Linked DNA regions of Homo sapiens: regions 1, 3, 4 and 5 are each linked to region 2. A link is a loop called in an ENCODE intact Hi-C map of the cell type or tissue named here. Cell type or tissue: A673. All regions are shown on one strand. Region 1 overlaps LOC105378250 (a long non-coding RNA gene). Region 2 holds the start of HOXC10 (homeobox C10). Region 3 has its middle 17 kb from the start of MIR3198-2. Region 4 has its middle 19 kb from the start of SMUG1. Region 5 has its middle 26 kb from the start of CALCOCO1.

What was found. Hi-C counts contacts between places; a loop is a spot of excess contacts. Peaks named below come from ENCODE experiments on the same cell type or tissue, not always from the same donor. Only the 100,000 strongest peaks of a DNase experiment are listed, where the experiment ranks them.
Region 1: it touches region 2 in a loop (4-fold over the local background); 23 of 110 quality-filtered maps call a loop at or near these places.
Region 3: a loop joins it to region 2, with 8 times the contacts of the local background. A loop is called at or near these places in 21 of 110 quality-filtered maps.
Region 4: it touches region 2 in a loop (5-fold over the local background); 21 of 110 quality-filtered maps call a loop at or near these places.
Region 5: it touches region 2 in a loop (4-fold over the local background); 8 of 110 quality-filtered maps call a loop at or near these places.

What each region holds. Positions count from the first base shown.
Region 1 is chr12:53,765,597-53,770,596 of GRCh38, forward strand. The region is part of intron 1 of LOC105378250 (a long non-coding RNA gene); the gene reads left to right. Among named protein-coding and RNA genes, the nearest start is that of CISTR, 16 kb to the left of the region's middle. In A673, a CTCF peak has its summit at 2,278; a DNase peak (open chromatin) is centred at 2,285.
Region 2 is chr12:53,982,757-53,987,756 of GRCh38, forward strand. HOXC10 (homeobox C10) reads left to right here and starts at 2,390. Exons shown (of 2, transcript NM_017409.4): 1 at 2,390-3,254. The coding sequence starts at 2,504. It overlaps HOXC-AS3 (HOXC cluster antisense RNA 3), which reads right to left and starts at 2,763. Exons shown (of 3, transcript NR_047506.1): 1 at 2,720-2,763; 2 at 2,208-2,327; 3 at 1,195-1,398. RefSeq lists an enhancer at 3,174-4,054 and a silencer at 3,539-3,588. In A673, a CTCF peak has its summit at 2,266; DNase peaks (open chromatin) are centred at 2,285, 2,865 and 3,525; H3K4me3 peaks cover 2,554 bases; H3K27ac peaks cover 3,852 bases.
Region 3 is chr12:54,211,915-54,216,914 of GRCh38, forward strand. No RefSeq gene overlaps it. Among named protein-coding and RNA genes, the nearest start is that of MIR3198-2, 17 kb to the right of the region's middle. RefSeq lists a silencer at 4,086-4,271. In A673, a CTCF peak has its summit at 3,013 (motif pointing right); DNase peaks (open chromatin) are centred at 2,957 and 4,747; H3K4me3 peaks cover 609 bases; H3K27ac peaks cover 178 bases.
Region 4 is chr12:54,205,001-54,210,000 of GRCh38, forward strand. No RefSeq gene overlaps it. Among named protein-coding and RNA genes, the nearest start is that of SMUG1, 19 kb to the left of the region's middle. In A673, a CTCF peak has its summit at 2,977 (motif pointing left); a DNase peak (open chromatin) is centred at 2,981.
Region 5 is chr12:53,699,368-53,704,367 of GRCh38, forward strand. No RefSeq gene overlaps it. Among named protein-coding and RNA genes, the nearest start is that of CALCOCO1, 26 kb to the right of the region's middle. RefSeq lists an enhancer at 2,418-2,712. In A673, a CTCF peak has its summit at 2,590 (motif pointing right); a DNase peak (open chromatin) is centred at 2,624.

The DNA of each region.
Region 1 (5,000 bases), 220 kb before region 2:
TAGCTTTCTTTCCAACCTTTTAGGGAAGCCATCTCAGCTTTACTTCTCTTTCCCTACGGAGAAGTAACACATTCATTGGTACTGAAATTGTTTCTTTCTATTTTCCTTTTCAGCACAGACCAAGACTGAGAATTATTATTATTATATTTTGGTATTTAGATTTGTATTAGAATCTGTAGTAAACATTTAACTGGATAAGTGCAGTTAAGCGAACTGGATTTACTGGTTCAAAGCATATGTAGAGTTTATTTATTTATTTATTTTTGTTTTTGATGGGAGGCATGGAAGGAAGGCCTAAGTGAGGTTTGATTTATTGGCTCATAGCAAAGCTTCTCACCACCATGAAGATGTAGACTGAACTGATGTTTCCCAGGGAAACCAAATCCCCATATGGAGCAATTACCCCCTCTTCCACGAAGGTTTCTCAGACTGACCTGAGGTGCAGGGAAGATACTCCCTAATCTTGCCAACACTGGAAAATGAAGCCCTTCCCACTCATATCTTCTGTCAACTATGATGTCATCTGGGATCTTGGCATGCCCTTGCCTCTGATATAAACACTTTTCTGTGTATTTCTGATTGAGGATTATACGTTTCAGTCCATGGTTTACATATCTTTTACTTATTTTGAGGAGTGGGGAAGTAGCCACAAAATCTCTTAAATGTAAGCTCCCAAAGAGGGGAATTCTTTATTTGCCACCATTTGTCTTGCATTGTGTGTGAGTGTGTGGTGATTTGGTGGTCGTTGTGGTGGTAATAATTTAGGGAAAAAAGACATTGCTTTTGCTCGAATTCCTTTGCAAAAGGAATCATTTTGGTGCTTGAATTTTCTAATTTGGAATTTGTCTTTGTATTCACTTACACTTAGTTGAAATCTGATTTTCAGTAGTTTGAATCCAGCCTTTGTCACTTAGAAACTTTCAGTGGTATTCACTTGAGGGAAACATCAAACCATATAGAGGTCATCCAATTTCTCACTGTAGACCCAATCCAAACTAAACAGAATGCATCTGTGAACTTATTTATAGACAGTACAGGACAAATGGTAGTAAACAGAGAAAATTCTCTTTCCTAGGAGCTTACAATATAAAAGTACTTCATGGACACTTCCCCATCCTCCCAAAACAAATGAAAGTCCTATTCTAAACAATATTCAACCATTTGATCATTGGAGCACCCCTCCTTTCTGCAGTCTAAGCTGAGATTTCTTTATTGCAGTTTGAGTATCACACCAGGTTGCCTAAAGCCAAAGTATTAGGTGACTTATTTTCACAATTAACTAAAGCAATGAAAGTAATAAAACTGTATTGTTTGTCAATTTGGTCATTGGACTTCAAGGGGATGACACTGGAGCCAATAGTGTCACAGATAACGTCCTTAGTCCCAGCCAGTTTGGGTTACTTCCTTTGCATTTTCACTTTGTGGTGTGGAAGAGACTTGGACCTGCATTCTTGTTTCATTATCTCTGTTGTCACCACATTGGGCTGTAGATCATGGGGTGCTTCCTTGGCTGTGGCCAGTTAACTCTATACCTCAGGCTTCAGCTGGGGAAGAAGAGGCAAGCTGAAAGTGTCATCAGGCAAGAGCTGTGCTACTTCGCTGCACCTAACCATCTACCACTGCTACCCTCTTCTCTAACCAGGCGTCTTCCCAGTGCAAAGTTCTAGGCCAGTGAGTTATGCCATTCTGTCCTAAAACCTCCTGTGCAAGAGACCCATATTCACTGCCAACCAATCCAAAGGAACGGGGAGCAGAGGAGGTCAGTCTGATGGAGAAGGCTGGACACATAATCAAGGCACAGACACTGGCAGTGCAGCAAGGAAACAAGTTAGGAGCAAATGGACAGAACTCTGGACAGTAATGAGGGGACGAGAGCAGGCAAAGAGGGCATAGCAGAGAGGTCAGATATCTGTAGGTGTGGTTAGATATGCTTCCTGAAGGAGAGTCTTGTTGAACAGTTTGGAAAAAGGGTGTTCTAGGCAGAGAGGGACTGTCCATGTGATGGTTGAGGTGATGATAGCAAGATGTTCGTATATGGGGAAAGATTGGTCCTGTTCAAGCAAAGAGCCACAGAAAAGGTTAATAATAAGAGTAACGGTTAGGGGAACAATGAAAAGAAAGATCTGGAAATACAATCTTAAAAGTTTGGATTTAACAGAGAGCAGAAAACTGCAGGTCTGGTAGGGAGAAGGTGTAGGGTGTGTGTGTGTGTGTGTGTGTGTGTGTGTGTGTGTGTTGCTTTCAATCCTTGAAGAACGTGTCATTTTCCAGAAGGAGGGTAGAGGGCACTCACACTTCAGTTATCTGCTGCAATGCAGCAATCATGGTGAATGTGATTTAGGGCTGTAGCCTGCTTTAAAGAAGGGCAGCACTCGGCCGGGCGTGGTGGCTCACGCCTGTAATCCCAGCACTTTGGGAGGCCGAGGCGGGTGGATCATGAGGTCAGAAGATCGAGACCATCCTGGCTAACAAGGTGAAACCCCGTCTCTACTAAAAATACAAAAAATTAGCCGGGCGCGGTGGCGGGCGCCTGTAGTCCCAGCTACTCGGGAGGCTGAGGCAGGAGAATGGCGTGAACCCGGGAAGCAGAGCTTGCAGTGAGCCGAGATTGCGCCACTGCAGTCCGCAGTCCGGCCTGGGCGACAGAGCGAGACTCCGTCTCAAAAAAAAAAAAAAAAAAAAAAAGAAGGGCAGCACTCTCTGATGGTTGCTGGGGTGAATCTGAGTGAGATCTGTGAGGATCTCATTGTTTAGAGTTACCAACGTTAAAGGCCAGGAGGGTGGATCAGGGAGTATAGCAGGAGGCTGGGATGCAGTCTTTGCCAACTGTAGGAATCTACTAGATAGAGTTCTGGTGGGAAAAATGGCATGTCAGCTAGGTTGAATTCAGGCCTTGGAAAATATATATCTGAAACCAGTGATTTCAGCTGAGATTCCTTAGGTTTAATCCAAATTTTCATGCAACGCCCCCGAATAAAATAAGGATGCTTTGAGGCTGCTTTGCCAATCCCCTTGTCTTTGGCCATATCTGGGGCTTTCTTCCCTTGGAAACTGAAATGGAAAAGTAATTTATCTTCTTCATGGATTTTCCTATACTGATAGCATGTTGAGAAAACTCATTATTTCTTATCTCAAGTTCATATTCTTTAATAACCTTAAAAAAGAACGAGGCAATCTAAAAATAGAAAGGCTAAGAGATCAGTGTTGATGCCGGATATCCATTGGTCTTTATGATTATTTCCATGAATGATTAATAAATATTAGAAATGCTCTAGTTGTCATGAGCTCAGAGCTAGACATGGACATGGGGCACACTAATACCTGTTTTTGATATTCTGCTAAGTAAGGCCTCTGGCTGTCAAGAACAACCAAACCAGACCGAGCAACCTCACGTAGCTCAAGTCCTTCTCCCCAGTATCACCATGAATTGTTAGCTCTGGAATGGGGTTAATCATATTTTAGAATGACTGACAAGCTGACATTTTTCTGGTACTGGGTTCTCCTGAGTTAAGGATCAGGGATTGCCATTCTCTGGCAAGCATCCCCCCACAGTCTGCTTCTGATTGGCAGCCAAGTCTGGGGAGCAAATGGCCAAGTGAATTAGAAAGCTTAAAAGATGTTTTGTTAAACCATCCTCATTAAACTGGCACCGTCTGCCTTCCTACTCTCCTTTGTCCCAGTTGGGGCTGTTCTTCGTGACAGATGTTTCCTAACGGTGTGTGCTGGTAGCATCTGGAATCCTTAGGTGACTGCTGAGGTTTGGGAAGGCCAAATCTGGAGGTATGTAGATTGTCAGGGAAATTGCAACCATTTTCCTGCCATTGGGCTACCATAAAAAAAAAATACCCGCTTCCCTTCCCACCACCCCATTTTCCTTTGGCCAGTGAAAATCAAGCTTTCATTTCCTTCTCTAGCACTTCCTAACCTGCACTGAAGATGGTTTTTTTCCTCTCAAGAATGAGGTAGTGAGTAGACAAGATTTGGAATATGATGAAAGAACAGTGTGATGGAAGAAGTCTCAGAGGGGTTACTTATGTTTGGCATCTAGAGATCTTTTATCCTGTATTTTCCACTAAAAATCAAGCAAAAGCCAATGGGTTAAAGTTGTGGGAGTAGGAATTATAATTAGATGTAAAATTGTGTCTATGAACTATTGGAATAGTTACAGGGATGCTTTGGAATCTCCTTTCTTGGCATCTAAAAAGATTGTCTGGAGAATTTTGGCACCTGATTGGATTAGAATTTTAGCAGGAAATGGTTAAGATGGAACTTTCAGATTTAATGATTTCTCTGCTTCCAGCTCTGGCCTATCAGTGTCTATGTGGGAGGAAAGAGAAGACATTGGCAGGGGATGACCTGGGCATAAGGGTAAGAACTGGTTCAAATCCTCTTTTAATAGCCATGCCCTTAGACTCCTTGTTCTTTGTGGAGACTGGGTGCCACAGTAGGAAGAACATGGGCTTTGACTTCATGAAGAACCATGTTCAAATTCTAACTCTTCTTTTTACTGGCTATATGATCTTGAAAAAGTTATTTAACCTCTCTTCATCTTCAAGATCAAAGAATAATACTTCTGTCATGGAGTAAATAGGGGTTAAATGAAATAGCATATGAACCTTGCTTGCAGCTCAACACATTCTGGTTCCTTTCACCCCTCTTTCCACGTAACTCTAATTCTTGCACATAATTCTATCCCTGGCATGCCATTTGACAGATATTTTGCTCTGTCTCCAGCCTCTGCACATCTTCCCCAATGCTTCTTAGCATTCAAGCCTAGAGCTCTGATTTATTAATTTGTGTTAGTCCCACAAAATGGCAATAACAGTATGTACTTTTTATAACCATACTAACATGAGTCAAGGTTGTGGTTTCATTCCAGGCATTTTTACTTGCTGACAATTTTGGTTGTAAATCAGAGACAAAGGAGTTCTATCTTCCCACCCACCTCTCTGATCTAGAGTTCTTGATTCAGGGCTAGATCATCTGGATAGGATTTCCTT
Region 2 (5,000 bases):
TGGGTGGTGGGACCCCTGAGGCCGATGGGTCTGCTCCCTGTCTGCTGGTTCCCCAGGCTACGCCTTGGGGCTTGTCTGAAGTTTATCTCCTTCACCCTTTCCTGCCGACTCCTTCACCCCCTCCCAGGCTGGGCTCAAACCCTTTGCGGCTCTTCCCTGGAAACCTTTCTCTGATCCCAGCCTGTCCTGGCTGGCCTGGGCAGAGGCTCGGGTAGCACTGTCCTGGCCCCCAGCTACTAACACCCAGAGAAAAAAAAAAAGAAAAGGCTGAGGTGGCCAAGGGCCACTTGGCCGTGGGGAAAAGGACCCACCAGACTCCAAAGTGGGGGGTAAGGGTAGGGAACTGGGACGCTAAATTCCTGGGAAAAGCACACCAGGCAGGAAAATAAAGGAGACGTGAAAGAGGGGGGAGGGAACCCCCAAAGCCATATAATTCTCAATTGCTTTGGTATTTAATTTCATCGTCCCATAAATGAGGAAATATCAGTTCCCATACTAAATTTTTATCCCTGGCTGATAAATATGACGGGAAATTTTCGTTGGGTCCTCGTAAAAGGGAACGGTTTCGATCAAACTGGTGGGGAAAGACTAATGCAGATAATACAAACAGAGTGGCCATAAAGTCTCGCCCGTTTCCCGCGGGATGGGCGGTGGGACAAATGGCTCCCTGGATTGACTGCTGCCCGGACTGTCCCAAGTCTGGGGCCTAAACAGCCTAACCTTGCCCTGGATAACCCCCATGCTGAGGCCACGGTGACCCTGCATATGAAAACACAAAACCATTTCAAATCTCCCCTGGCCGGTCCTGCAAGCAAATCATACACTCCACATTTCCTTCCAGTTTTCCGGAGGTTCAGGAACCCCTGCGTCTTCTCTCTCCACCCCTGGATGGGGAAATTCGGCGGATTTCTTTCTGCGGTCTTCTAGCCGCAGCGGGCTTGGGCCTCCTTAGAAACGGTCTAGCCTCCTCACTCCTCCACTCCAGGGCGCTGGGCTCCAGTCCTTTCCCCGCCAAACTCCAGCCCTTCGGAAAGTCTGAACCCTAGGCTCTGTCCAAGGAAAAATGTGGGGCGACAGGAAAGACAAGTTGTTCTCCAGATTCCGTTTCCTGAGGAAGGGGTGGAGAGTTTAGTTCGCTTTGGAAGAAGGCGATGGAGAAACGGAAATAACTGTTTGAAACATACGGTTCCCCTTATTTCTTCCTTTTATTTAAAAACAACCACAAAAATAGACTGGTCTGTCTTCTTTCAAACATGCTCCCAGCCCGTGCGCTCTGTAAAGGACGCTTCTCTGGGTCGGGTTTTGTTGCGTCTTGTGTGCTGGTTTCCCGTGTGATACGTGACTCCTCCAAACTGACCGAGGCTCCGCAGGTTCCCTCTTTCTTTCCCGGAATATTCCCTGTTTTAGCGGGGGCAAGGTCAAGCGGAAAGCGAGGACCGCCAGGGCCTGAAGTAAAGCAGCAGAACCGGCTCCAAGGCCAAAGCCTTGTGGGCCCCTGAGATGGTGACCCAGGAGCCGCCCACCCTGCCAGGCCCAGGCCACAGCTCTCGGGTCGGGGATCGGGTGCCTCTGGTCTCTGGCTTCCTCTTTCCCCTACCCCGCGTCCATTCGGAACCTCCTTTTCCGAGCAGCCATGAAGTGACCGTGACCCCCTCCCTGGCCCACCCTAGAGGCTGGAGATTCCCAGTCAACCCCCACAGGAAACTTGCAACTCCAGCGCCGCGGCCCCCAAGCTTCCAGCCCCGAGGGCCAAGCCCGGGGAAAAGAGGAGGCGGGAGAGCAGAAACTTTAGTCCTGTTTGGTATTCCTTAACTTTTTTTCCCCTTTCTCTGCTCATCAGATCCCCCCAAACCCCCCCCCCCACAAACCTCACCCCACTCCCATCCCCAAGGTAAGAAGTGGGAGTCGGGTCCGGGGATATGGAAAGGGGAGATGAAGAGTGGGGAGAAGTACCTGATTCGTGTCTCGACCTTTTAATTTGAATTTGACTGTTTTGAGCCCCGGGTTGCCTCGCTCTCTCCCTCTCTCCCGCATTTCCCCCCTCTCCGCCCCCTTCTCCCCAGGAGTTACAGGCTGGTTACTGGATAAACAAACCCCACTCTTCCTAGAACCCCCACCCCCACCCCCACCCCCCTCCACCCCTCTACCTCCCCTGCCGCCCGGGGGGCGCTTCCTTTGTTCGCGGGGAAGGGCTCCGGTGCCCCTACCCCGAGGCAGCTGCTAGATGGCGCTGTTACTCCACTCTGCGCGCTCCGCCTGCCGACAACTTGACCCCGCTGACGTCACGGCCGTCTGAATCATCAAGGCCATTTTCAAATCCCATTGGTCTAGCCGTCACATGGTGAGAACCGAATGCGCGGATAATTACGGAGCTGATATTTCCCCCCCTCCCCTTCTTTTTCCTCCCTCCCCTCCAACCGCGCCCCCCCTCCCGGATGGGGAAAAAAAAAGATGTCAGCTCCTCCGCTGTAGTATTGCTCCTTAAAAACCCCTCTCTCTGAAAATGACATGCCCTCGCAATGTAACTCCGAACTCGTACGCGGAGCCCTTGGCTGCGCCCGGCGGAGGAGAGCGCTATAGCCGGAGCGCAGGCATGTATATGCAGTCTGGGAGTGACTTCAATTGCGGGGTGATGAGGGGCTGCGGGCTCGCGCCCTCGCTCTCCAAGAGGGACGAGGGCAGCAGCCCCAGCCTCGCCCTCAACACCTATCCGTCCTACCTCTCGCAGCTGGACTCCTGGGGCGACCCCAAAGCCGCCTATCGCCTGGAACAACCTGTTGGCAGGCCGCTGTCCTCCTGCTCCTACCCACCTAGTGTCAAGGAGGAGAATGTCTGCTGCATGTACAGCGCAGAGAAGCGGGCGAAAAGTGGCCCCGAGGCAGCTCTCTACTCCCACCCCTTGCCGGAGTCCTGCCTTGGGGAGCACGAGGTACCCGTGCCCAGCTACTACCGCGCCAGCCCGAGCTACTCCGCGCTGGACAAGACGCCCCACTGTTCTGGGGCCAACGACTTCGAAGCCCCTTTCGAGCAGCGGGCCAGTCTCAACCCGCGCGCCGAACATCTGGAATCGCCTCAGCTGGGGGGCAAAGTGAGTTTCCCTGAGACCCCCAAGTCCGACAGCCAGACCCCCAGCCCCAATGAAATCAAGACGGAGCAGAGCCTGGCGGGCCCTAAAGGGAGCCCCTCGGAGAGCGAAAAGGAGAGGGCCAAAGCTGCCGACTCCAGCCCAGACACCTCGGATAACGAAGCGAAAGGTAAGGCCGCCTGGGCCGCGGGCGCCACTGGGACGTTCCGGCACTTGGTCTTCGCGGCCGGGGAGGGGGGCAGGGGAGAGGGTTGGGCCCAGGAGGCCCCAGACCATTTCGGGAATGCGACCCTGGCTTTCGACTAGCGTCCGCTGAGCTCCAGGCTGGTGGCGCGTCACTTAGCTGGGGAAGGTAAGCGGCGACGTGGAGGTGTCGGCCCTGCCCCGGCCATGGGTGCTAAGGCGGGGGCGGTGCGCACCGCGGGCCGCCTGCAGGCGCAGTGTGCTGCACCGGACGGGTGGCTGCTCCCAGGCGCGTGCTGGCTGTGGTTTGCTTTCTCAATGCTGGTGTCCTGGGGAGCTGACGTCCCCCAGCTCAGGTCAGGGGCTTGCAAAAAGCCTAAAATGGCGATCTTGGGCCAGGGACTAGGGAAGGCTGGGGAGATGGGGGGAGTTCTCTTTACTGCGTTTTCCCAGTTGAAAATTGTTTCCTGCGAAACGCGATTTGTTGTTTGTGGGTCTGATTTGTGCGTGCGGCTTGGGCTCCTGCGGCTTTTGGCTCGGCCGGGGGCCTTGGGCAGCGAGGCTGGAGCCGGAAGAGGTGGAGGTGAAGGGCTGCCCGCCACGTCCCTCCCTCCTCCAGATGCCTGGCTTGGATGGCGTTGGAACAGGGCATTTGGAATGTTGTAAGTTTTCTGTTTCCTCTTTTAATTTTTTCTTTTCCATTTTTTTCTAGTTAAATTATCTTTTTTCATTGGTTTCCAAAAGCAGCTTACAAATGAGTGGTTGGGAAATTTCTGTGTGCGTGGCAAGAGGTTTTCTCCTGAAAGGGAATGTGGCTTTGGTTGGATTTCACTGTAATTTTGGTTGAGAGAAAGCCCAGCCAGAGTTCAAGCTCAGGGTTCAAGATTCATTTCTGCTGTAGGAGCTGGGGGCCTTCGGGATCTTTCTCTGATACTTGGGGAAAGAATGTGGAGGAAACGGGAGCAGGGGAGGAAAAGCTGAGGGGAACGACTTTTCCTGAAAAGTTGTAGCAAGAGCCTCAGAAAAAGGCCCAACCAACGGGGAAGAATAAACCTGCTCCCCACAACACCGGCTACTGGTGACAGTATATAAGGGGCTCATTGGGTGTAGAGGAAGATGAAATACTGAGAGCGGAGCAGGCTGGGGGCGGCCTGGATCTCCTGGTGCTTTGTATATGGATGCGACGCACACGCATGCCTACGGGCGACCTGTGCCACACTCACGCACATCCATATTGCATGATCCTTGCACACTCACGCATGCCCGCTCACACATGCACAGGCACTCTTTTGGCGGGCAAGGGCAGAGCCTCATCCCCTTGGGTCTGCAAAGGTGGTCTTGGTAAATCATCCCCATAGAGACACTGACTGGAAGATGAGCGCTGGTGTGTTCATGAGGATAAGGGGGAGAGTGAGGCGCCTACAGCCTCAAAGCCTTTCGTTTGGCACGTGTGCAGTGTGAAGGTTTAATCTTATACCCTCTCTACAGACCCTGAGCTTGGTTAGGGAGCAGATTTGGGGCAGGAAAACCTGCATTCTAGCCCCCACCAAAAGCAAAGTCAAGGTTAACAAGTTCACCTCTTAACTCGACCTGCACCCATTCCCATAGGCTCTCCCTTTCCTCTAGCTGTCCCCACAGCAACCTAATCCCTCCCACCCCAAGGAATCCCTCTTACCCTGTACCCTCTCTGTGCCCTTCTTTCCTCTCCTCCTGTTTTGATGTCTCCACCAGG
Region 3 (5,000 bases), 230 kb after region 2:
GGAGACGTCTGGCACATTTAGGAATTGCTTCTGTCTCAGTCTCACCCTGGTACACACACATGCACACTCACACACATTGACACACACACTCACACACATTCAGGCACTCACACACTCGCACACTCACACACATTCATACACTCACATACACTCACACCACACACGCACACACATTCACACACTCACACATATTCACACACACCATACACTCACACACTCACACTCACACACACACCACACGCTCACACACACATACACACACGCACACATACACACACTCGCACACACACTCACAAGAGCACGTTCTCTTCACTTTCATCTCCATGTACATGTCTCTGCCTCCATGTTCTCCATCCTTCTGAACTCTGGAAGTCAAGAGGGGAAGGATGAAATTGATGTCTGCCTTTGCAAAAGGATCCAGGTAGATCCCATTCTGTTCCTAATCTCTAAGCATGGGTGTGAGGGTGAGGGGAGAGATGGAGCCCATAAATCCTCTGAAATCTTCCTAGGACCAAGAGAAGGTCCATATATTGCCAGACCTTAAAACCATAAGTTGCTCCACCACTGTCGTCCCCCACCCCCAACCACATAATTACTATTCATAGTGCACAACTGGGTGATTAATGACCTGATTAATAATTACTCAGGCTAATAAAATAATTAATTAATTTGGCAAGCCATTATTTATCTGTTCATCCTCAGCCTGAAACTCTACAACTAGGAGTTTAGGAATCTCCCCTCCAGGCTGTTTCAGAAATATGATCATTAGTGTGGGCTGGGAAGGATGGGGGATGAAATTCTCCATCCTGAGACCCTCCCAAGGTAGGAAAGGGCCCGAGGGCTTTCTGAGAATGCAGACCGGAAAGAATGAAACAAAAATGACCAGGTAACCTCAAGCCCAGGAAAAGAGCTGACCAGGGAGGCCAGGGACATTGGGATAGGGGAGCATAACAGGGAGCTTGAGGGGGTGCATCTGAGCACCCAGGTTTGGGGAATTCTTAGATGTATTCTCTCCAGCAAATGATTGATGACACCATTTTCAACAAATGATCTTTATCTCGCCTCTTGTCTCCCAAATTTATGATTTTGCCCCCAAGCCCCAGGCTAGACAAGCAAGGACTAGGTAAATTCTGGGGTGGGGAGGCTGACTTGGAGTAGGGCCCAAGAATCAGTGGGGAATCTTTGGGACTCTGCAGAGGGGAGAAGTCTCCCCTACCATCAGTTTCTGAGCTCTTAAGAAATAAACCTCTGAATCAGACTTCAATTTAGGTCCCCAGAACCCAGAGGCTCTGGAGTACCTGCCCCCTAGCAGGGAAGGGAGCAAATAGCAAGGAGAAAGAAAGGATGACTGATCTCCTAGGAAGTGAGGAGGGAAGCAGAGGCTCACCCCAGGAGTGAGGGAATGAGAAAACTGGCTTGTCTAGTCAGTTTGTGAACAGGCAGAGGCATCTCTGCCATGTTCTAGGCCCGGGGCAGACATGAGACACGACTTCTCCCAATCTGGGGCTGAGGCACCAGTGGGTCCTTGGCCAAGCAGCTCTAGATTGGATTCCCAGTATGTACTAGGATGGATAAGAATCAGACTCGGACCTAGTGATGCTCAAGTTCTAGTGGAGCTGGGGGGAACCGATTTGTGAATAGATAATGCCCCAGGATAAATGCCATAAAAAGGAGGCGAGTACAAAGTCCATGGGGGCACAGAAACATGCTTCCTGGGGGTGTTAGAGAAAAGAATGCCCAGCAAGGGGATATTTGAACTAGGCCTTGAGGAATGAGTAGAAATTTACCAAATAGAGATCAAAATCCAGGATGTGATTAGCTGGGCACAGTGGAGCACGTATGTAGTCCCAGCTGCTAGGAAGGCTGAGGCAGGAGGATGGCTTGAGACCCAGAGGCTGAGGCTGCAAGTGAGCTGAGATCGCACCACTGCACTCCAGCCTGAGTGACAGATCAAGACCCTGTCAAAAAAAGAAACAAAGAAAGAGCAGGATGTGTTTGGAGAATTTCGAGTAGGCAAAGAAGTGATCTGATGAGATCAGAGGCTTAGATTTGGCCAAACATAAAAGATGGAGATGGGCTAAGAAGGAGTCTGGACCTTTTCTCCTAGGCAATGGGGATCTACTGGAGATTAAAGTAAAAGAGTGACCTACACTGATTTGTGTTTTTTGTTATTGCTTTCGTTTTGTTTTGTTTCAGACAGAGTCTGGCTCTGTCACCCAGGCTGGAGTGCAATGGTGCCATCTCGGCTCACTGCAACCTCTGCCTCTCGGGTTCAAGCGATTCTCCTGCCTCAGCCTCCCGAGTAGCTGGGATTACAGGGGCACGCCACCACACCAGGCTAATTTTTGTATTTTTAATAGAGACGGGGTTTTGCCATGTTGACAGGCTGGTCTCGTACTCCTGACCTCAAGTGATCCACCCACTTCGGCCTCCCAGAGTGCTGGGATTACAGGCGTGAACCACCGCGCCCGGCCAATTTGTGTTTTAGAAAGATAATTTTGGTAAGTGGAGAGGAGAGACAGTAGGCAGGGGGTCCAATGAGAAGGCTGGAACATGCCCAAGCTAAGACATCCTGAAGGACTGACAGGCTGGGACCAGGCAGTGGCCAGGCAGCTGGGAGCAGGCAGGTTGAATTTTAAACCTCCATAATCTGGATATAAAGATACCCTAAGCGTGACGCTGCTGGGGATTCTTCTCATCACCCTCCCCGGTCGAGCGTGAGTGTGGAGCTGGGCAGGCAACCTGGTACTTGGATTCACCTTTTGAAGGATGGAGAGGAGCTCCCTTCTCCACAAGGAGTTGAAGGGTGGAGGAGTTAGAGCCAGGCCTGGCTGGGAGTTCTGGCGTCCAGGATGCAGGAGGCTTCAGCAGAAGAGGCGTGGCCAACAGCCCCTGAATTAGCAGAACCCCGCCCATTTTGTGGGCACTGAAGACAGGCAGCGCGATAGTGTCCTTGTTGGCCAGCAGAGGGCGCAATAGGAGGCGGGCCGCACCCGAAGATGGCTATAGCGCTGTGCCCGAGCCAGCCTGGGCGCCCTCTGCCGGGCAGCCCCGACTCGGGGCTCCCACAGCGGGGTCTTCGGTCCCGTGTTTCTGCGCCAGGGTCCAGGCCCACTGGCCTGTACCCAGAATCCTCCAGGGAACTGGGATCCCGCCCTGGAGAATCGGATCCTGGGTCTAGGATAGCCAGTTCTGGGGACCACCCCTCGCATTCTTGGGTTCCCTCTCTGGCATCTGACAGCTAGCTCTCCCTAGCTGGCCCCCCCGCCTACCATCTCCAGCTTTTGCTTGATTGCCTCCAAAGACGCGGACCTAGCCCCTCCAAGAGATTCAACCTGTGTGAATGTGGGTGTACCCACCCCTGTGCACACGGGTGTCTGCATGGCTTGGACTCCCACAGCCTGCATTTGCATAAAACAAAATGCTTTCCCTTTGGTTATTTCAGGCACATAGTCCTTTAAATAGCGTAAGAAGGCCAGGCACGGTGGCTCACGCCTGTAATCCCACCATTTTGGGAGCCCGGTGCGGGTAGATTACCTGAGGTCAGGAGTTTGAGACCAGCCTGGCCAACATGGTGAAACCCCTGTCTCTACTAAAAATAAAAAAATTGGCTGCGCGTGGTGGCACGCACCTGTAATCCCAGTTACTTGGGAGGCTGAGGCAGGAGGATCGCTTGAACCTGGGAGGCAGAGGTTGCAGTGAGCCGAGACCGTGCCATTGCACTCCAGCCTGGACGACAAGAGCAAAACTCTGTCTCAAAAAAAAAAAAAAAAAAAAAAAGCCTAAGAAGTGAGCAAGACAGAAGTACCCATTTCACGGATCAGGACATGGGGCTTCAAACCGAGGTCACACAGCTAGGACAGTGCATGATTTAAAGCCAGGCCTCCACCCAAAACTTTATTTGGTGTCCCTACTATGTGCTAATCAAGGTGTGGTTCCTGCTCACCCAGGTCACCCAGAGAAACAAAGTAGAAGAGCCATAGGATTTCTGACCAGGCTGGCGAGAACAGGGCAAGCTTCCCAGAGGAGCCTTTTCTAGGGTTGCAGGGAGGACATTTCAGGAGCGGCCCTGAATGCGCCAAAGCTAGGGGATGGGACTGGCGAGTTGCCACGGGAGCCCACGTGAGGGTCTTCGAGGAGGTCTGCGCCACCCGGGTGCAACCCGAGGCTACGGTTCATCCAAACACACCTCGCCCCATCCGGCTGGGGAAGGACTTCCTGCAAGCCCTGAGTGGGGGTGTGTGGCGGGACCACCCAGGTGTCCATCCAGGTGGGCAGTGAGCGTGAGAGCACCTGGTCAGGAACCTCCCACCTCTCGGGCCCTGCAGCCGCTTCCGTGGGGGAAGGGCAGCCGACTTCACCTAAGCTTCCACCTACTGCATCTAACCCTTAACTGTATCTCCCGCCCCCACCACCCCTGACGGGTTCCCATTATAAGAGGGTTTCAGATAACTCACCTCCCACCCCGGGAACGACGTCATCACCCCTTCACCCTCTGCCACCACGTCTGACTCCAACGGGGAAGTCCTTCCTGGTGTCTGACCACCCTTCCTCCTGCTGCAGCTTCAGCTAAACCTAACAACTTCTGACCTCACAGGAGAAAGGGGCTGCCTTAACTTTCCTTCTCTGAGCTAAACAATCCAAATCTCCAGCCCCTTTTCCACGCTCACATCCCATTTTCCCGTTCTAACAAAGCTTTCCTTTAGGGGCCTGGATCTTCCGTTTTTCCCGCCTTCCGACGTCAGATCAATCCATGACAGCTTTCTGATTGGCTAACCCCTCCCTTCTAATTGCCCCTGTCACTTCAGAACCTCCCCTGCTGTATCAATATGTAAGTCCCACAGATGGCCTCAGTTTCCCTGGTAGGGAGTTGAGCCGCCTCTTGGCACCCTCTTGCTTTGGGAGGAGGGGTGTCCTGCTCAACTCACCCGAGTCATCTCTTCCCTGCCCAAGCTTCTGAACAGGACACTGCCACATTGTCATTCATCTGAAAAGCATTT
Region 4 (5,000 bases), 220 kb after region 2:
TTCAGCTTCCTTCCCACAGTGGGGATAGTAAGCGCCTGTCTGGGGTCTAAATGAACGCCACTCAGTGCCTAGCACTATAAAAACTCAAGCACAGTGGCTTCCCCCAAACTGCAGCCTGACAGAGCAGGAAGGGCCCTGGGTGCCCCCTTAGCCTTCTGGAGGGGTTGTAGGAGGTCCGCCAGCCTTCTGCCTCCACTACCCATCACCTGGCTGCCCATTAGAATCAGGCAGGGCTCAGGGGACCAAATGCTAGGTCCTGACCCCAGGACCTCAGAGCAGTTAGATCAGAGGGGTCGAGGAATCAGAATTGTAATGCTCCCAGGTGCTTCTAAGTCATCTCCTGAGAACTCCTGGCTTAGCCTCATGCTGTCATATTTCAAAGTACAGAAATGAGGCCAGGAGAGGCAGAGAGAGCAACCTGCCCAGCTCACCATCTACAGACCAGAACCCCCATGTGCAGGAGGGGGTTAGTTAGAGAGGGCAGGGAGGCATCTCACTCCTCCTCCATGCCTCCTCAGCTCCTGACTCCAGAAAAGGTCTGTCTGGCCTTTCCTCTCTGTCTGGTGCTGCTGGGACCTCCCTCCCACTCTGGCCCATGGACAGAGCCCTCCTCTTTCAGTCACCCAGACCTGAGGTGGGCTCAAGCTCTCATGGCCATCAGAGCACCTCACACATAGGCAGTGCTCAGTAGGCATTTATGGGATGAACAACTATCGGGTCTCCACCCAGGGGGCAGGAACTTTCCTAAAGTACCCAGGAAAAGGCTAGGAAGAGAGCTGCTTGCTCCTATTTTCTCCAGTCTGAGTCCCAGCTGAGAGCTGAGATACCGTCATTCCCTCAGCCACCTGAGCCCCATCTGGGGCCAGGAGAGCTGCAGGACCCAGCTCTGCACGCCTGCTCTGTGGTGTGGTTGCCCTGGTAAGCAACTTGACGAGCAGCTCGTTCTCCAGGTAAATGTGAGGCCAGCAGACCTCCCAGAAGGACAGACAGTATCATCGGCATGAAAAGACCAAGGGTTGTGAACACTCCACTACACTCCCAGCTGAAGGCCAGGGGAGAGATTAATCTGAATGCTGCCACTGAATGCAGGGGGGAGGTTCTAGAGGCCCCCATCCAGTCTGGCTCCTGCAGAAGGTCCATTCCCACAGCCTGGATGAGCCCCACTTTCCTGTTCTAGGACCTCTCAGACAGGGAGGTCCCCTCTGTCAGCCTCTGGGTGTTGTCTGTCCTAAAGGTCTCCTGCTGAAGAAAGCCAGGCTCAGGTCATGGGAAGGTCGGATTGAGCTGGAGAAAGGGATAGTGAGCTGGCCATGCAACTGGTCAATGACCATTCAAAATCACACCTGTGACTCTGAGTCCTGGAGGGCTGGGAACAGAGTCAACCAGAGAACAGAGATGAGATGAAATGCCAGGGCTGGGAGAGTAGAGACAGCAAGAAGCAGAGGAGGTGGGGAGGAAGGAGGGAGAACCCCAGACAAACAGGATGAGGCCAACAAAAGGAGTGCAGCCTGCTCCCAGGTGCCTCAATGGTGGTGGCGCACCCCTGTAGTCCCAGCTACTCGGGAGGCTGAGGCAGTAGAATCACTTGAACCCGGGAGGCGGAGGTTGCAGTGAGCTGAGGTCACGCCACTGCACTCCAGCCTGGGCGACAGAGCGAGACTCTGTCTCAAAAAAAAAAAAAAAAAAGAAAGAAAGAAAAAAGAAAAAAGAAAAAAAAGAGGGAAAGGAAAAAGGAAATGCAGCATCTCAGGCCCTGCCGCCAGACCTACTGAGTCAGAATCTACATTTTGACAAATCCTAAGGTGATGTAAAGTTTCAGAGCACCAGACCAGTGGATGATTAAGTGCATGGGTTTAACATAGAGCCCCCCAGAGCTCTGATAGAGGCCTGGTCCTTCTGCTTACTAGCTGAGCTTCTGTTCATTCATCTGCAAAGTGGAGATAAAACATATGCCACAGGGTTATTGTGAGCAGCCAAGATCAAATGAGAAGTGCTGGGCACATGCTGAGCATTCCACAAGCAGCCAGAGGTGGTTACTGGGGGTATGGCTAGCACCATCACATGGGATCCATCCTGCTTAGTACTCGTCACTGGGTTGGGATGGCCTGGTTGCCTGCTGGCTGTGCAGTCTTGGACAAGGTCCTCCACCTTTCTGTGCCTCAATTTCCTCATGGGTACAATGAGAATAGCTAGAGTGCCTCCCTTGAAAGATCGATGCGGGATTAAGTGATTAAATGATCTGATGCGTGACAACGACTACATGTGGTCTACAAAGGTTGGCCACAATAGTAATCACAGCAGCTTTCACTATCATTACAAGAGCCCCAATCTCCAGACACCTGGATTCTAGGGAAGGTAGTGAATATCCTTCATTCAGCTGGTCAGTTGGGCCATGAGGAAGAGGCTGGTGCAGAGACAGGGAAGCCAGAGAAGGGGAGGACAAGGCCTCTTCCAGGAGTTAGCCCCAGCAGTGGAGGTGGGGGGAAGCAGGCACTTGTTCTGAGACCTGGGTTTCTGTGTGGTACAGCAGACACACCCACTTCTCATCAACTCAGAGATGCACACCAGTAAGAATGGTGCAGTAACCGTCTGAAAGCTCGGCCATGAGCTCACCGTGCAAGCCTGAACAAGCACGTTGCCCTCCCTGGGCTCGGTCTCCCCAGCTGAAGATAAGGGGATTGGCCCATTAGACAATCTCTGAGTCCTTTGGGGCCACAGGACGCTGATTTGGTGGTCCTGGTACATTCTAAAACACACAACTGCCCCTGTACATGTCACAACATGGGTAACAAGGCAAGACACCCCTTCCCCACCTCATCCTCACACACGGAAGCACGGGAGCAGGAGCGAAGCATCTGGGAATTAACCTAGACACAAAACCACTGGGCCCTTCCCATCGCCCTCCTCGGCCTTCAGCAGGGCCAGGTGAGCGCACACCCCTTCCTGGAGGTCACAGTCTGGGCATCTGCTTCCCTCTGCTGGCCAGAGAAGGGATGGCAGCCTGGTCTGCAAAGCTAGACTTGGGGGCCTGGCCTGGTGGGAGGTGGGATGTCCAGCATTCATCCTGTCCTTAGAGTCGCACCACCAGCCGCCTCCTGGACCTAAGTGAAGGCTGTGAAAAGGAATAAGTAGAGGAAAGCCCACCAGCTGACCCAGATCTCTCTGCAGGGAAGAGAAACCGGAATAAACAGACACACTAATATTTATTACATTAACAGACAATTAGATCGCATTTAATATGACTCAGGCACTGTCCTAAGTGCTTTACAGATCTTACCTCATCTAGCCTCTGAGATAGGTGCCGCATTATTCCTCATTTTACAGATGAGGGGGAATAAGATAGAGGAGCCCCAAAGTTACGCAGCCAACAGATTCAAGTGGGTGCTGCGCCACCTCCCAGAGAGGAAGGGGCCAAGAGAGACCAGGTAGGGGTGGAGACACTTAGACACAGCTACAGAAACATGACAGAAGTCTCTAGAAGAGCAGAGGAAGATGGGGGGAGAAGTGGGAGCAAAGGAGGTGGGGGAAGGGGAAAAGAGAGGGCAGCAGGATGGCTGGGAAGAGGGAGGGAAGGGAGGTGGGCTCCCTTTTGACCCCAGGCCCCAAAGATGCTATCAGGCCAGACCCACCGGAAAATCCTTCCTAGATCCCTCCACATTCCAGCTCTGCTGGGCTGGTTTTACAGCCTCATGGTGCAGCCGGACACTGTTTATGGCAGCTCCATTCTCTGCCCCTTGTCTCCAGGCCCCAAAGGCATCTGGCCAGGCTGGGGGAGGCTTGTGGAGGCAGGGGTCCCCCGCCCAGCTTCCCAGCCCCTCCTTTGAACCCTGCTGGGTGCCAGAAGGAGGGGGCTGCCTGGGCACCACAAGGGCCCCTTCCAGGCTCCTTACATCGAGCCTGGGAGGGAGGGGGCCGACTCCCCCAGGCATGGGCCACCTCGAAAGGACCACTGAATCCCACCTCTGCCAGTTCCTGGCTGCGTGATCTTGGGCACATGATTTAGCATGATTTGACCTTCCTCAGCCTCAGTTTACTCTTCTGTAAATTGGACATAATAGTTCCTCATGGTTATTTTGAGAATTTGACATATATATATATAATAATTTTTTTTTCAGATGGAGTCTCGCTTTTTTGCCCAGGCTGGAGTGCAGTGGCCCAATCTTGGCTCACTGCAACCTCCGCCTGCTGGGTTCAAGTGATTCTCCTGCCTCAGCCTCCCGAGTAGCTTGGATTACAGGTGCGCGCCACCACGCCCAGCTAATTATTGTGTTTTTTAGTAGAGACAGGGTTTTGCCATGTTGGCCAGCCTAGTCTCGAACTCCTGACCTCAAGTGATCGGCCGGCATCGGCCTGCCAAAGTGCTGGAATTGATTACAGTAGTGAGCCACTGCGCCTGGCCATAGAATGCCTGTGTTCTAAGGAAAGGATGAATGGAAGAAGAGAGATGAAGGGAAGATCCTAAGAAGGGCTTAGCAGGGATGCAGGGCAGGGTTAGCTCAGGGGAAAGGAGCAAGAGAAAATAGAAGACACCTCCTTTCCAGCGGTGTCCTAGCCTGATAAATACTGGGGAGGGGGAGGACATGGAGATGGAGGAATATCTGGGATGCCCCTAGAGACATACAGAAAGGAGGGCCAGGCCGGGCGCGGTGGCTCACGCCTGTAATCCCAGCACTTTGGGAGGCTGAGGTGGGTGGATCAAGAGGTCAGGAGATCGAGACCATCTTGGCTAATATGGTGAAACCCCGTCTCTACTAAAAAAATACAAAAAATTAGCCAGGCATGGTGGCGGGCACCTGTAGTCCCAGCTACTCAGGAGGCTGAGGCAGGAGAATGACCTGAACCTGGGAGGCGGAGCTTGCAGTGAGCCGAGATCGCGCCACTGCACTCCAGCCTGGGCGACAGTGCGAGACTCCATCTCAAAAAAAAAAAAAAAAAAAGAGAAAGAAAGAAAAAGAAAAAGAAAGGACGGCCACCAGGGATGGGAGGAAGATGCCCTCCAC
Region 5 (5,000 bases), 280 kb before region 2:
AAGTCTGTCTGGTAAGAGCTTAAGAATTTTGAGAGAAATTTTACTAGAAATATTTATCTCGTGGTGATTGGGTCTAGGTAGTCGGGTAGTTACTATCATTGCTGGGATCTACCTCTCCCTAATCATTTAGTGAACATTTATTAAGCATCTACTATGTGTCTTCTTTTGATTGACCCCACCCTCCCCTTTCTCCACTTCCCCTACTGAGATGGGTACCTAATAGAGTTCTCAGGTCCTGGGCAGGGGTAGAGGCCCAGGAGAAAAGGAAGGTGTGGAGGTGAGAGCCCCCCATAGCCTGCACAGTGCCCAGAGGCGGCTGCAGCGGTGGCTCCAGATTTATAGCTGCCCCGGTACTGATGCAATAAAAGGAAACGATCCTTTTCTGTACTAATTTCTGTGTAATTAGATCTCTCCTGGCATGGAAAGTGGGGAGTGGGGGTGGCCAGGAGGGGAGGGTGCCAAGGACTCTTCACAGAGTCCTCCTTGGGAGGAGGGACTGCTGGACACACATGGCTTCACGTGGGGCTGGTTGGACAAATGGATCTGCACACACTGTGATGCACACAGGAAAGCAAGGAGGTGGAGGAGTCTTGATATGTCAACACACTTGTGTGCAGGATGGGGACAGACAAACCTGGGATCCTGCACAAAGATCCTGGAGCCAGAAGAACTAACTCCCGGGTAGTCTGTACACACAGAAGATATTGAAATCCTCAGAGGAGCTGCATACAGATTTCCCTGTACTAAGCTAGACACCAAGACCCCAGACCCTTGTTCAGAGAGGCTTGAACAGCAGAGAATTCCTTCAGATTCATCCACATTTACATCCACAGATACAAAACAATATATACATACACTTGCAGGAATACATATACATACATACACTTACTTGCATGAAAGCACATACACACCTCTCTTAATCAAATGCAAAAATTACAAAGTCTACACTTAATAGGAACTCAGCAAATGTTTGTTCCCTCTTCCCATCCTCATTGCCTGCCCACCTCCTATAGGCAGGAAACTAAAGGATAAAAAAAGCTCTTTCCTTAAGTAAGGTTTTCTTTAAAATACTTGAAGATGGATACTATGAAGCCAAGACAAAGATGAATCAGACAAAATCAAGAAAAACGTGGGGATGGTTAGTGGGGGAATGATTCTGGACTCTTTCCTCTCTTTTGGGAGAACAAAATCTCAGAGAGGAAAAGAACACCATTGTTATTATTACTACGCCCTTACCCCGACTCATGGTGACAAACAGTTACTATGGGTATGGCAGTAATGCCGTTTGGAGCGACACTTCTACCGAGCTAAGTATTCATCATGCACTTGAGTGTGTTTGTGGAGGAAGCTCAGAAGGCCTCTTATCCAATCTCCCTCTGCAGCCTGAATCTCTTTCACAGTCAGCCTGCTGGGGAGCCAGCCAGCTTCAGCTTCAGTACTCCTGCTAAAATGGAGCTCTTAATAAGCAGTCTGCCCCTATCGATGGACAGCTGCAGGGATTAAAATATTCTTTGGTGCAATTGAAATCTGTTTTCTTTTAAATTTCAGAATATACTATTTCTAACTACCTGTCATATCTCCTTGAGTTATTCTAATGTTTGAATACCAGTTCAATCTAAGCATTAATTGTCCCTCTACATTAGCAATAACAATTAGATACCCATTGGGAAAATCAGGAGATTTTGATCTCCACAGATGACTGTCATGTACTTATCTTAAACCCTTGTTCTAATGGGTAATTCCTGATTAACCTGAGTAATGAAAATGTATCACAAGAAAGAAAGATTTGTCATGCCTTGTTATCACTTCATAAGGCCATCTTTCTAGATACCTGCCATAACATCAGGATATTTCCATCCCAATAAAACATGATCATGATGTGCTTGGCTAATAAAAAGGAAAAAAGCCGTGTGTTAAAAATATGTTTAAAATGATTTGCATGAGTGGTGTAAATATAAACCACCACCATCATCATTGTCAACATTATCCCCAGTTTATTTGCCTTTTGAAATCCCTGCCTGACCTTGAGGGTGGGAGGTTGATAAAGGAAGAGGGAGGCAGAAAATTAGCATCTATTAAATGCTTATTATTGCTAGGCACTGTGCTAAACACTCACAATAACCCTCTAAGATAGGTATTATTATGCTCTTACAGATGAGGAAATTGGGCTCAAAGAAGTTCAGGAACTTGCTCTAGGTCATACAGTTAGTAATCACAGGATCAAGATTTCAACCCAGGTAAGTGTAATTCCAAAGTCTGCACTCTTTCCCCTACACCTGGACTGGTTACATTTACTTTGACCTCAGCAGTGCCTCACTGAGTGGATCTATGCTGCTACTGATGTGACACTGGTCAGGAGACATGCTGGGCTCAATGATCCTTCCTAGACACCCAGAGTCCCAGAGGGGAGCCAGAAGTTCTGAACCTGACCTTTGGGGCTTCTGTGTTCAGTCACATTACTGCCTTCACCCAGGAGTGCCCACACGTAATCATGGGCACCGTCATTGTTGTGTGCAGTGTCACATCCAACACGCATTTGGACTCACACAGGCTGGCTACACCTTCCCATCTCCCAGGCGGTGGTGTGTGCAGCCAGCAGGGGTCGCCGGCACACCAGGAATTACCACTTTCTGGGTTTGTCTCCTGGCCCAACAGGATGGAAATGTTCCTCTTCCTGTGTTCTTCTAAAATCTTACATTAATCCCTTGCCTTCCCCGCCTTTCCCTCCTATCTCCTCCTATCCCCACAGAGCCAGTAGGTTTCTTACGACAAGCTGGGTAGTAGTAGCCCAGTAAGTAACACCCTAAGCTGCTGAACCCCAACCTAGACCAGAGATCAGGGATTCTGGCAGCCAGTTCTGCTTCAGGAATGGCCAGGGAGCTAAGAAGCCTGGAACACCCAAGCTTCTGGATCAGCCTTGGCTGGGGAGGACTCTCCCTCCTCTCAGTGCTTCCTCCAACTCATCTCAGCATCTGCCACTGTACCTGTCTTGACCATTCTTTCCTGTCTCAACGTCCATGTAAGCATCTGTCTCAGGATCTTCGGACCCTCAAGGCCCTGTAGCTCCCTCATCTTGGGAGGGCCTAAGAATGCAGGAGGAGGCAAATCTCTAGTGATCTGTGGCCAGGGGTTTCAGAGGAGAAATCATGGTTTGGGTAATACAGGGGAGGGATCCAGGTACCCTGCCTCACAACAGTAAGTGGGGGCCAGTCATTTGCTATCTGTAGGAAAGGAGTCCAGACACTGTCTGTGGAGGTAGCTGTGTCTGCCTTTTGGGAGGGACATCTCTTTTCTGCACCTCGTCTCTCCCCTGCTATAGCAACAGTGCCTCAGCTTTTCCATCCCCCCATCTCTCTGTTGACCCCCTCCCCTCAACTCCTGGAGCCCACTGATTGGCGGCTGCCTGCTGCAGGGCCAGCTAGGTTTATGGCTTTGCGGCAGCTGGGGAGAAAACGAGGCCAGAGACAGAAAAATGGAAACCTATCAAGAAATCAAGGATGGTGAGAGTAAGAGAAAGAGAGTCAGAGATAGAAGCAGAAAGACTCCAAGAATAATAGAAACAAAAAATCAAAATGATGAGAGGCACAGACTGAAGCGGAGACAGATACAAAGAAAATTGTAGAGATACTGATAAAAGATGATGAAAAGGTGATAGGGATGGGGAGAAGAGGGAGAGAAAAGCACAGACAAAACCATTAGGATAAATCCTGGGAGTAGGGATGTGCATGGCTTTCTAGGGGGACAGGAGTTGCTGGTAGTAGGTAGAGGCTGAGGCTGTCATTTAGGGACTCCCAGAAATCATTTGGTGGTACAGAAGAGGCTGGAGGATCTTGCAGCCAGTCCCAGTTCTCTCCACACCTGTTCCATGTCCATTTCCACACCCTCCTCCTGGAGTTGTTTTTGTTTGTTTTAAGACAGAGTCTCTTTCAGGCTAGAGTGCAGTGGCATGATCAGGGCTCACTGCAGCCTCGACCTTCCAGGTTTTAAGTGATCCTCCTGCCTCAAGCCTCCTAAGTAGCTGGGACTACAGACATGCACCACCATGCCTGGCTAATTTTTATATCTGTGGTAGAGATGGGGTTTCACCATGTTGCCTAGGCTGGTCTCGAACTCCTGACCTCAAGTGACCCACCTGCCTTGGCCTCCCAAAGTGCTGGGATTACAGGTGTAAGCCATTGCGCCCTGCCTCCCTCCTGGAGTTTTAAGGCTATTGCAGGTCCTCCTTAAGGATGACCCATGACCTAGTATGGAAGGATCTTGTTCCATGTTCCATGAAATGCAAGGGAAAACTGAGGTCTGAGATTTGGGAGGAATTTTAATATTAGAGCTACCCTTTTTTGAGCATGAAATAACTTGCAAGGTTGTTAGTTCTCTGTCATGGCATCTCATTTGACACATATCGCTTTTACCTTATATTACGGTTATTTCTCTGTATTGTCTTTTTGCTAATATATAAGCTCCTTAACAGCAAGATCTGTGTCAGCCCTTCTTTGTGGCTCCCACAGTGCCTTGTTCTTATTAAGTGAACCAATGAATGGCCCCTGGAGATGTTTAAGCAGAGGTTGGATGACTACCAACGAGAGATGTGGTCCAGGGAATTTCTTTACTGAATGAGTAACTGGAAATATATCTCTAAGAGCATTTTTGGTTTTGAGGTTCTGTGAGCCCATACATATGAACCGGGCTTTCCTGGTTCTTTCCCTACTTCTCCAAATATGCAGAGGTAAGAGGAAAAGTGGGAAACTCAAGATTACCAAGTACCTACCATGTGCCAGGCTTTGTACAAGGCATTTTACACATCTGATCTCATTCAATCTTCTCAATAACAGGCAGGTGTTAGCCACAGTTTGCAAAGAGGGCTTAAGATAGATGAAGTTTATATAGGGACATAAAGCCTGGGTGATTTCCATAATACCATGTTTCTTATAATTCGAAAGATTTACATAGTTTTAGAAAGGAGGAAAGGCAAAGAGGGAGTTGAGAAATGAAAGAAACAGGGA